2 separate regions of the Homo sapiens genome follow, and region 1 is linked to region 2. A link is a contact called in ENCODE Hi-C or POLR2A ChIA-PET data. All regions are on one chromosome and are shown on one strand. Each heading gives the region's core, a stretch centred on a gene start or an enhancer-like site at or near the end of the contact. The rest is flanking DNA. Distances are from core to core; before and after follow the strand shown.

Evidence for each region. Hi-C counts contacts between places; a loop is a spot of excess contacts on that map. ChIA-PET counts read pairs that join two places held with the same protein, here RNA polymerase II (POLR2A). Pooled maps may share reads with other maps.
Region 1: a loop to region 2 is called in a map with no recorded cell type, with 8 times the contacts of the local background. The contact joins the promoter of CNR2 here to the enhancer-like site in region 2. A Hi-C loop is called at or near these places in 12 of 37 single-sample maps with no recorded cell type and 4 of 50 pooled maps. POLR2A ChIA-PET finds 5 or more read pairs at or near these places in 5 of 52 experiments (A673, GM12878, OCI-LY7 and 2 more).

What each region holds. Positions count from the first base shown.
Region 1 is chr1:23,911,631-23,916,960 of GRCh38, forward strand. It overlaps CNR2 (cannabinoid receptor 2), which reads right to left and starts at 1,732. Exons shown (of 2, transcript NM_001841.3): 1 at 1,616-1,732. RefSeq lists enhancers at 601-770, 1,544-2,058.
Region 2 is chr1:23,718,609-23,724,489 of GRCh38, forward strand. No RefSeq gene overlaps it. Among named protein-coding and RNA genes, the nearest start is that of ELOA, 22 kb to the right of the region's middle. RefSeq lists an enhancer at 5,387-5,446. Within about 2 kb of position 2,128, at least 5 of the 41 ENCODE cell types and tissues checked have a DNase peak (open chromatin) inside an H3K27ac peak, as active enhancers do; they include GM12878, where a contact is called at or near this core.

The sequences.
Region 1 (5,330 bases), core at 482-2,981, 190 kb after region 2:
ACACCCGAGGGTGTGCAGTAAGAGTGACTGGTACTGTAAAATGAGGTGGGAAGAGAGGGGGCTGGCGCTGGAGGGCTCTGCTTGGCTGAGCCAGGCTGCCATTTTCCCGTCTTCACTGCCTTATCCTGGCCTTAGCCGGCCAAAGGGTAAAGGATATGCTTCACCTGCCCAGCGCAGGTTAGGGGGTCACTCTGGTAAGCCACAAGGTGGTTACAGAGCTGGGGCCAGGATTATTGGGACTCCACCTCCTGAGCTCTCCCTGAACTTCTCCCCAGCCTCCATCCTGGTTTTCATGCTGCCAACGTGTCTACTTGCCACTCATTCCAGGGAAAAGCAGCCAGGCCTCATTTTATCCTCATCTCAGATCCACAGCAAGAGCAGATGGGGTGAAGATCAAACTCTCCACCACAGCCATTCCCGAGCCCTGTGCTGCTGCCCGCCCTGTGCCCGCATCAGACAGTTGACTCGCAACAAGCCTGTGAGTGACCTTCTCAGGCCCATGTTTCTCAGAAGAGGAAGCTGAGCAGGAAAGAAATGGAGTGATTTGCATTAGGCCATCGAGCTACCAGTGGCAGAGCTGGGATTCAGACCTGGACGCTGACCCCAGGGCACACTGGAAAATACTGCTCTTCCCTCCGCTGAGTGGAACTTACACCAAAGCAGACCCCTGGCCTCCTGAGTCCAGTGTGCCCCTAACACTACCTTGTGGTCTCCCCATCTATAAAATGAGAGCGCAGGACTCACCTGGTCATCTCAAAGGCCTCTGCCAGCCCCTGTCATTTCCTGGCCCCCATCTACTGTTGCAGTCCACACCTCGTAAGGCAGGATAGCCTGGTGGCTGAAGGGTGGGCCGCGAAGCCGGAGTGCCTAGGCTCAAGCCAATGCTCTCATTCAATGCCCGCATGATTTCAGGTGGGTCACCTAGCCCCCACCTATCAAGTGGACAACAGTGATAGCTCCTACTGCATACGGCTGTTGTGAGGATTAAATAAATCCAACCACTAAAGGCTCTTAGGGCAGCGCCTGGCACACAGTAAGGCCATCTCTGTGTGTGTGATTCTTGTCTCTGTAATGAAATGAAAGCCAAAGTCCTGATTCTTGGTCCTAGGAGGGGGATGCCAGCCCTGAACTTTCCTGCGACTGGTCCTCCACAACCCCAGGTGTCCTGAAATGACATCTATCCCCTGCCCCAGACAGGCCCACCTGGCTTCTTGTGTCCCTGGAGGGAAGGGATAAGGTAAGAATACAGGTTTTGGCCAGGTGCAGTGGCTCATGCCTGTAATCCCAGCACTTTGGGAGGCCAAGGTGGGCAGATCACCTGAAGTCGGGAGTTCGAGACCAGCCTGGCCAACATGGTGAAACCCTGTCTCTACTAAAAATACAAAAATTAGCCAGACGCAGTAGTGCACACCTGTAATCCCAACTACACGGGAGGCTGAGGCAGGAGAATCGCTTGAACCTGTGAGGCTGCACTGAGCCGAGATTGTGCCACTGTACTTTAGCCTGGTCAACAGAGCAAAACTCCGTCTCAAAAACAAACAAACAAACAAAAAAGAATACAGGTGTTGGGGAATGAGGAAGAAGCCTAAAATAAACAACAAAAAAAGCTACTCACGGTTGTGTTGTGGGTGGCTGGGCACTGGGAGCTGCCGGGGGCTGAGGAGTCCCAGTTGTTTTCTGTCCTCTCCCAGGACCTGGCCGTGGGTGCCACTCAGAGCACCTGTTGAGTGCCACCCCAAGCCAGCTTTCTCTTGCTTTTGTACTTTCTCACAGATGAGTGAGTGTGAGGAGGTCTGGCCTTCCGTGCCTGTTACCACTTCCCCTCCAGGTCCCTGGTGCCACAATGCTCTTGCCCCTGCGGTTGAGTTATCTCTTACAACGAACTCTGGCCAGGGTGGGGCATGGGCCTAGACCCTGGAGTCAAGGGACTTGGGTTCTAATACAGCCTCGTTAAAATGTTGATTCACTTAACTTCCCCAAAGGCAAGTTTCTTTATCTGTAAAATGGGGATAATGCACCAACATTACAGTAGATCACCTAAAAGGACATGCCATTCCAATGCCTCTTCACCACTAGGCCAGAGCTTTGAAATGCAAATGCCTACAGGCAGATTAACATAATGGGTGATGGATCCTGGTGTGGGGCAATAGGGAGTGGTAGGGACTGTGGGTAATAGGGGGAACACAGGACCCAAGTGGAAAAGCTTGGCTGGAGCTGAGAGGTACCTGACCCTCTCTACTGGCCCAGCTGAGAGGTATCTGCCCCACACCCCAGACCCTGATCTGGGCCAGTAGAGAGGGGCAGGTACCTCTTAGTTCCAGCCAAGCTTTTCTGCTTGGGAGTATAGGCAAATTGTCAGATATTCCAAGCATTTGGAAGTTGTGCTGTATTTTTCAAGAGATACCAGAAATCTTGACTTATGTGATAGCTTCCTGTGTGTGTGTGTGTGTGTGTGTTTTGTTTTTTGTTTGTTTGTTTTTGTTTTGAGACCAAGTCTCGCTCTATTGCCCAGGCTGGAGTGCAATGGCGCAATCTCGGTTCACTGCAACCTCTGCCTCCTGGGTTCAAGCAACTCTCCTGCCTCAGCCTCCTGAGTAGCTGGGACTACAGGTGCACACAACCACCTCCAGCTAATTTGTAGTTTTAGTAGAGACAGGGTTTTGCCATGTTGACCATGCTGGTCTTGAACTCCTGACCTCAAGTGATCCACCCACCTTGGCCTCCTAAAGTGCTAGGATTACAGGGTGAGTCACCACGCCCAGCCACTTCCTGTTTATTTTATTTTACTTTATTTTATTTTATTTTAATTTTTTGAGGCAGGGTCTCGCTCTGTTGCCCAGGCTGGAGTACAGCGGCACGATCATAGTTCACTGCAGCCTCAAATTCCTGGGTTCCAGTGATCCTCCCATCTCAGCCTTCCAGGTAGCCGGCAGAACAGGCATGTGCCACCACACCTGGCTATTTTTTTTTTTTAATTTTTTTGTATAGATGGGGGTCTCACTATGTTGCCTAGCTTGGTTTTGAACTCCTGGGCTCAAGCAAATCCTCCCGCCTCAGTCTCCAAAAGTGTTGGGATTACAGGCATGAGCCACCATGCTCAGCCAGTTGCCAATTTTAGAATGTAAAGCCCAAAGTCACACCTTTAAAAAATGCTATGTGAGTCAAACTAAACATTATCTTCAGTTTATATTTATTAGGGAGTATGTCCCTAATGTCCAGTCCTGGGCTGGATGTACTCAGGTATGGTATCTGATATAGTTCCAAGTGTCCTCACACCCACTCTCAGATAAAATATTTAATGAGACGCCATTATATTCTAAGGATACAGAGATGATTATGGCAAAGTTTTTGCCCTTGTAAACTCATGGCCTATGATTATCTCATCAGATCCTCTCACTAACTGCTCCCCACACCCCAGACCCTGATCTGGGCCAATGAAGAAAGATTTTGCCCCTGAGGTAGAGTTGCAAGATTCTTCAAGTAAAAAATGTTACAGGCATGAGCCACCCCACCTGGCCCAATGAATTATATTCTTGAAGATGATGGAGAGTAGATTTTAAGTGTTCTCACCACAAAAATAAGTATGTGAGGTAATGCAACAATAGTTGAGACATTCAGGCACTAAAAATTACTTGTTGCTTATGTGCGATTAGAATGCTCAGCCTAGCGTGGTGGCTCACGCCTGTTATCCCAGCACTTTGGGAGGCAGAGGCAGATGGACTGCCTGAGATCAAGAGTTCAAGACCACCCTGGGCAACATGGTGAAACCTCATCTCTACTAAAATACAAAAAATTAGCTGGGTGTGGTGGTGCGTAGTTGTAGTCCCAGCTACTCAGGAGGCTGAGGCATGAGAAATGCTTGAGCCACAGAGGCGGAGGTTGCAGGGAGCCGAGATCGCCTTACTGCACTCCAGCTTGGGCTCCAGAGTGAGACTCTGTCTCAAAAAAAAAAAAAAAAGAAAAAAGAAAAAGAAAAAAAAGAATGTAACCAGGCATTCTCTGTCTTATCTGGCAACACCACCCAGAGGGGACACTTGGCAATATCTGGAGACATTTTTGGTTGTCACAACCTGGTGGAGGAATTCTACTGACATCTGCTAGGGAGAGGCCAGGAATGCTGCTAACCATTCTGCAATGCACAGGACAGCCCTACAGCAAGGAATTATCCAGCTCAAGATGCTAACTTGCGAACCCTGGTCTGGACCTAGTCCTGGCTCCTTCAGCGCAAAGCCATTGCTGGGAAGGGCCTTTAATTTGATCATTCATCCCTTTGGGAAATGGAACAGTAACAGCCTCCAGCCCTTGCATCTCTCCCAAGAGCAAGACATTGGCAGTGAGGAATGGGACAGAGAGCCCCAGGTGCCAAGAAAGAGGAAAAGAAGACCAGAAGGAGCTGGGGAGTGGGGCCCGCCTGCAGCCTACATCAGACTCCTATCTGGGCTGGAATTGGAGACCCAGGGGTGAGCTGGAAGAGATCTAGCAGATGCTTCCACAATCCTGAATCCTAGACCTCTGGCCTTGAGAAAGCCCCACATGGGGAAGAAGGGTGAGGCTGTCCCCAAACGCCTGGTCCTCCATTGCAGCCCAAAGCATGTAATTGGAGGTGGAAGGCATGAATGAGTGAAGGAATGAATGAACGAAGGAAGAAAGAAAGGAAGTTACTGAAAGTTCAAGTGGAAGGAACGCTGGGAAGCGGAGTTTTTGTGTGGTCTCTGCCATTGCCTGGCTGACCAACAAGTTGCTTCCTGTATCTGTTCTCAATTTCTCCATTCCTAAAATGAGGAAGTTGGAGATAACAGGTGCCCCTGAAACGCCTGAGTGCATGGAAGTCACCCACAGGGCCTGTTAAAACACAGATTGGGGCCGGGTGAGGAGGCTCATGCCCGTAATCCCAGCATTCTGGGAGGCTGAGGCGGGAGGAGGTCTTGCCTGAACTCAGGAGTTTGAGGTTATAGTGAGCTCTGATTATGCTACTGCACTCCAGGCTGGGTGACAGAGAGAGAACCTTGACTTGAAAAACAAAACCCCAAAACACAGATTGCTGGGCCCCACTCCCAGAGATTCTGATTCAGTATTCTGGGATGGGGCCCAAGAATCTGCATTTCTAACTAATTCCCAGGGGAAGCAGATGCTGTCGGTCCTTGGACTCCCTATGGGCAGCACTGGACAAGAGAATCAATAAGGAAGCTCCATGATCTCTCAGTCCCCTGGGCAGGGCTGATGGGGCCCACAGGGGAAGTCTGTTCTCTTTTTGCCCTGGGAGGGCCAGGAGCAATTGTAGGTGAGGGTTTAGGAGGCGGTTTTCTCAGCTCCTTGGGTAGAGCTGGCCT
Region 2 (5,881 bases), core at 878-3,377:
GTGGGTGTTTGTGGAAGACAAGACATTCCAGGCAGCAGGAACAGCAAGGCGAAGGCCAGAAGCAGGAGCGCCCCTTTGGTGGAGTTGAGGAATTACAAGGTTTGTATGTGGAACACAGAGTGGGGTGGAGGTTGGGCTTGCAAAGGATTTTAGGCCCCTCCTAGGAGCAGATGGAATCCATCAAAGAGTTTGGGCAAGGGATTTTTATTTTTAATTGGTAAGCCCCTTGATTTGGTTAAGTAGAAAGGAATGGAAAATAAAGTTTATTGAGGGGTTTCTATGTGTCAGCTGCTTTACCTACCATTCCCTTCTTGGGTAGAAGCCCTGTGAGGTCAGAATTACTAGGAGATGAGTTCCTTGAGGACAAGGATGAGGCATTCTCAAATCTCTGATACTAAGTAGGACACTTGGCTCAGATGATGTGCTCAATAATGATCCACATGGTTGATTTTACAGATGAGGCTCAGGGAGGTGAAGCCATTTACCCCAAGTGAGCAGGTGAGGAGGCCGTGCAGCCTAGGAGCTGTGCCAACCCTAAGCCCATACCCCTTTCTAGACCATGCTACACATGTCACAACCCCAGATTTCCCTGCTGTTTTCCAGAGCCTCTTCCCTGGGTCCCTCCTCCCCAGAACACTGGTGTGTGTACCCCTAGGCCCAAGGGGTGGCCAAGGGGCATCTGTCTGTGAGTGTGACTTTGCACTTAGGAGCTGGTGTGACCCCTGGGCTGAACGTGAGGCCCTGTGGTGCAGGACAGAGACTAAGGCAGTGTATTCATTTCCTATTTCTGCTGTAAAAAAATTACCGCAAACTTACTATCTGACATTTATGGAGGCCAGAGGTCCAAAATGGGTCTCACTGGGCTATAATCAAGGTATAGCCATGGCTGTGTCCTTCCTGAGGCTCCAGGGAGAATCTGTTTGCTTGCCTTTTCCAGCTTCTAGAGGCCACCTGTGTTCCTTGGCTGGTGGCCACCTTCAAAGCCAGCAATCCCATCACTCCAGCCTTTGCCTCTGTCATCACATCTTCTCTGACTCTGACTCATGCTTCTCGCTTTCACTTAGAAGCACCCTTGTGATTATTTTGGGCTACCTCAATAATCCAGGATAATCTCCCTATCTTGAGGTCAGCTGATTAGCAATTTTTATTGTATTAAAATAAATAAATTTGTAATATAAATTGAAATGAGGTCTTGCAATGTTGCCCAGGCTGGTCTCAAACCTCTGAGTTCAAGTGATCCTCCTGCCTCGGCCTCCCAAAGTGCTGGGATTACAGGTGTGAGCCACCATGCTTGGCCTGATTAGCAATTTTAATTCCCCCTTGCCATGTAAGATAACATATTCACAGGTTCCTGGGATCAGGGTGTGGACACCTGGGGTGGGGAGGGGACATTATTCTGCCTAATGCAGGTGGGAAGAACAGCATGTAGGTTAGGGGCTAGTTCTCCTTGTGCCACCACATCCCCAAGAACTCTTAGGAATCTGAGAATGTTAAATTTAAACCTAGCCCCAGGTCATTATGAAGGTATATTCATCGAAGTAAGAGAACAGAATAGGATAGGATAGAGTAAAAACTGTATTTAATGGTTTGTTAGTTTTTAACTTTTAAATATTTAGATAAATGGTATGTGGGCCTCTGTATACACTTTTGCCATCAGCCATGCAAATATTAGAGGTCCGTCTAACCCAAAGTCACATAGCCGGTGAGGAGTCAAATTAGAACACAGATGTGTTACTTTCACCACACAAGGCCCCTCTTCAAGGAGAAGTAAGGCACTGTCTTTCTCAGCTTCGAGGCTCTGTATCTCTGCCTGTTTCCTGGTGGTTACAGGCTATGTGCTCTGGAAACTCCTGCTGAGAACCTGGCCTCCTAGCCCTTCTGAAGCTGCAGTTCTTCTCTCACACCGTGTATTGCCCTATGCGGATACCTCTCATACAGACCCTCCACTGGGCCGTTCAAGTCCACGTACTTATGGGTTCACCAGCTAGTTAGTGCCCCCAGCAGGGATACAGAGATGGTTTAGTCACAGTCCCTGCTTGCAAGGAGCTCACAGTCTAGTGAGGACATCACACAAAGAAATGGACAGTGACGACCACACGAGAGACTCCTCCAGTGATGGGTGCACGATAATCTGGGGCAGATCTGGGGTGGGGTTAGGTACAGGCTGCTCAGAGGAAGTGATTCTCAAACTGAGTCTTAATGAGGCCAGGAGGCTGAGGGCTGGAATTTTGGGTTGGCATATTTATAGACCCTGAGGCTGCAATGGGGCAAGTTTGGGAAATCCCAACTCTGTCATGATGACTAGAACAAAGAGTAAGAGGTGAGAGGGGCCAGAAGTAAGGCTTAAAACACTAAGAGCCACAAAAAAAAAAAAAAAAAAAAAAAAAAAGCAAACAAACAAAAAAAACACTAAGAGCCTCAGCCCAGGAATGGTGGCTCATGCCTGTAATCCCAGCACTTTGGGAGGCCAAGGCAGGTGGATCACCTGAGGTCAGGAGTTCGAGACCAGCCTGGCCAACATGGTGAAACCCCATCTCTCCTAAAAATAGAAAAAAAATTAGCCAGGCATGGTGGCACACATCTGTAATTCCAGCTACTCGGGAGGCTGAGACAGGAGAATCGCTTGAACCTGGGAGGTGGAAGTTGCAGTGAGCCGAGATTGTGCCACTGCACTCCAGCCTGGGCAAGAGACTCTATCTCAAAAAAAAAAAAAAAAAAAAAAAAACCCAAAAAACACTAAGAGCCTCATTGACCCTAACAGGCTGTAGGCTTTATGAGGGGCCTAAATGTTACTGTTCATACTGTGCCTATGTACCAGGCACATCAGTGCAAGCAAGGCACGTGGCACATAGTAGATGCTTAGTAAATTTTTGCTGAAAGAATGAATGACAGGGCCAGGCACGGTGGCTTACACCTGTAATCTCAGCACTTTGGGAGGCCGAGGTGGGCAGATCACTTGAGTTCAGGAGTTCGAGACCAGCCTGGCCAACATGGTGAAACGATGTCTCTACTAAAAATACAAAAATTAGCTGGGCGTGGTGGTGTGTGCCTATAATCCCAGCTACTCGGGAGGCTAAGGCAGGAGAATCGCTTGAACCCAGGAGGCAGAGGTTACTGTGAGCTGAGATTGCACCACTGCTATCCAGCCTGGGTGACAAAGCGAGACTCCATCTCAAAAAAAAAAAAAAAAAAAAAAAGAATGATGAATGACAGGCTAGGCACTGTGGCTCATGCCTGTAATCCCAGCACTTTGAGAGGCTGAGGCAGGCAGATTGCTTGAGCCCAGGAGTTCGAGACCAGCCTGAGCAACATAGTGAAACCCCATCTCTACAAAAAATAAAAAAATAAGGTGGGCATGGTGGCATGCACCTGTAGTCCCAGCTACTTGGGAGGTAGGTGGGAGGTTGAGGCTGCAGTGAGCTGTGATCACACCACTGCACTGCAGCCTAAGTGGCAGCAAGACCTTGTCTCAAAAAAGAAAAAGAATGACATGGGCTGGGCGTGGTGGCTCACTCCTGTAATCCCAGCACTTTGGGAGGCTGAGGCAGGTGGATCACGAGGTCAGGGGTTCGAGGCCAGCCTGGCCAAGATGGTGAAACCCCATCTCTACTAAAAATACAAAAATTAGCCGGGCGCAGTGGCGGGCGCCTGTAATCCCAGCTACTCAAGAGGCTGAGGCACAAGAATCGCTTGAACCTGGGATGCGGAGGTTGCAGTGAGCTGAGATCGTGCCACTGCACTCTAGCCTGGGTGACAGAGCAAGACTCTGTCTTAAAAAAAAAAAAATGCTGGGCGCAGTGGCTCATGCCTGTAATACACTTTAGGAGGCTAAGGTGGGCAGATCACCTGAGGTAAGGAGTTCGAGACCAGCCTGACCAATATGGAGAAATCCTGTCTCTACTGAAAATACAAAATTAGCCGAGCATGGTGGCACGTGCCTGTAATCCCAGCTACTCGGCAGGCTGAGGCAGGAGAATCGCTTGGACCCGGGAGGTGGAGGTTGCGGTGGGCTGAGATCGTGCCATTGCACTCCATCCTGGGCAACAAGAGCAAAACTCCATCTCAAAAAAAAAAAAAAAAAGAACTAAAAACATTTGGTCTGAGTCTCTTAAGATATGGGGACTTCGTGTTGGGATCAGTTTTAAAGCTCCCCAAGTGACTGTAATGTGTAGCCAGGGTTGAGAGTACCAGGGCTGCAGGCCACAGGGGAGCACTGAAGGGTTTTACTCGAAATCAGATTTGCATATCAGAGTCAATTTGAATTGACAGCTCTGCAGGAGATGGGTGGAACAGGGTGCAGAGGGCAGTTGTGGAGAGGCAGTTGCAGCTTAATCCACGTTAGAGAGAATGAGATGGAAGAAGCAAATAGGTTTTGAGGGAGTTGGAAGATAACATCAGTAGGATCTGGTGAATGGAGGTGGATGGGTAGGTATGTCAGAGTCCAGGATAGCCCCTTGACTTCAGACTTGAGCCACTTGGCAAATAATGGTGCCCTTTGCTGGAGTGGGAAGTAGGGGCAGAAACAGGTTTAGGGAGGGTTTCCTTGCTGAGTAAAGTTCTTTTTTTTTTTTTTTTTGAGACAGAGTCTCGCTCTGTCGCCCAGGCTGGAGTGCAGTGGCGCCATCTCGGCTCACTGCAAGCTCCGCCTCCCAGATTCACGCCAGTCTCCTGCCTCAGCCTCCCGAATAGCTGGGACTACAGGCGCCCACCACCATGCCCAGCTAATTTTTTTTGTATTTTTAGTAGAGACGGGGTTTCACCACATTAGCCAGGATGGTCTCCATCTCCTGACCTCGTGATCCACCCGCCTCGGCCTCCCAAAGTGTTGGGATTACAGGCGTGAGCCACCGCGCCCTGCCTCTTGCTGAGTAAAGTTCTAACCGGCCTCTATAAACAGCTGTCTGATCTCTTTTTGGGCTTTTTTGGTTTTTTTTTTTTTTTTTAGACGGATTCTCGCTCTGTCACCCAGGCTGGAGTGCAGTGGTGTGATCTCGGCTCACTGCAACCTCTGCCTCCTGGGTTCAAGCTATTCCCCTTCCTCAGCCTCCTGAGTAGCTGGGATTACAGCTGCCCACCACCATGCCCAGCTAATTTTTGTATTTTTAGTAGAGACGGGGTTTCACCATGCTAGTCAGGCTGGGCTCTAACTCCTGACCTCATGATCCGCCCCACCTCGGCCTCCCAAAGTGCTGGGATTACAGGCATGAGCCACTGCACCCAGCCCCTTTTCGGGCTTCTTACTCTTTTTCACCTTGCCTCAGGCCCTGAGTAGTTCCAGCTACTTTCACTTCTTCTTTACCACCTTCCCTATTCAGTCCATCCACTTGTGAGAGTTGTGGAGGGCAGCAGGGGAAGCATCAGTTGTCCTACAAAACCTGACTGCACTACAGGGCAACAGTCTCTTTAGCCACTCTCCTCCATGTTGCCCTGAAGATTAACACTCTGGGCATTTTTCTTCTTTTAAATAAAAAATAAAGGGATGGGTGGGGGAAAAGGGAGAAAATTTCTGCAATACTCACTTAAGAGCATTTAGAAAATACTGAAAAAAAAAATCACTTATAGGCCGGGCTCGGTGGCCCACGCCTGTAATCCCAGCACTTTGGGAGGCCGAGGCAGGCGGATCACCTGAGGTCAGGGGTTCGAGATCAGCCTGACCAACATGGAGAAACCCCCGTCTCTACTAAAAATACCCAATTAGCTGGGCATGGTGGCGCATGCCTGTAATCCCAGCTACTCGGGAGGCTGAGACAGGAGAATTGCTTGAACCTGGGAGGCGGAGGTTGCAGTGAGCCAAGATTGCATCATTGCACTCCAGCCTGGGCAACAGGAGCGAAACTCCATCTCAAAAAAAAAAAAAAATCACTTATGTCATGCCCACATA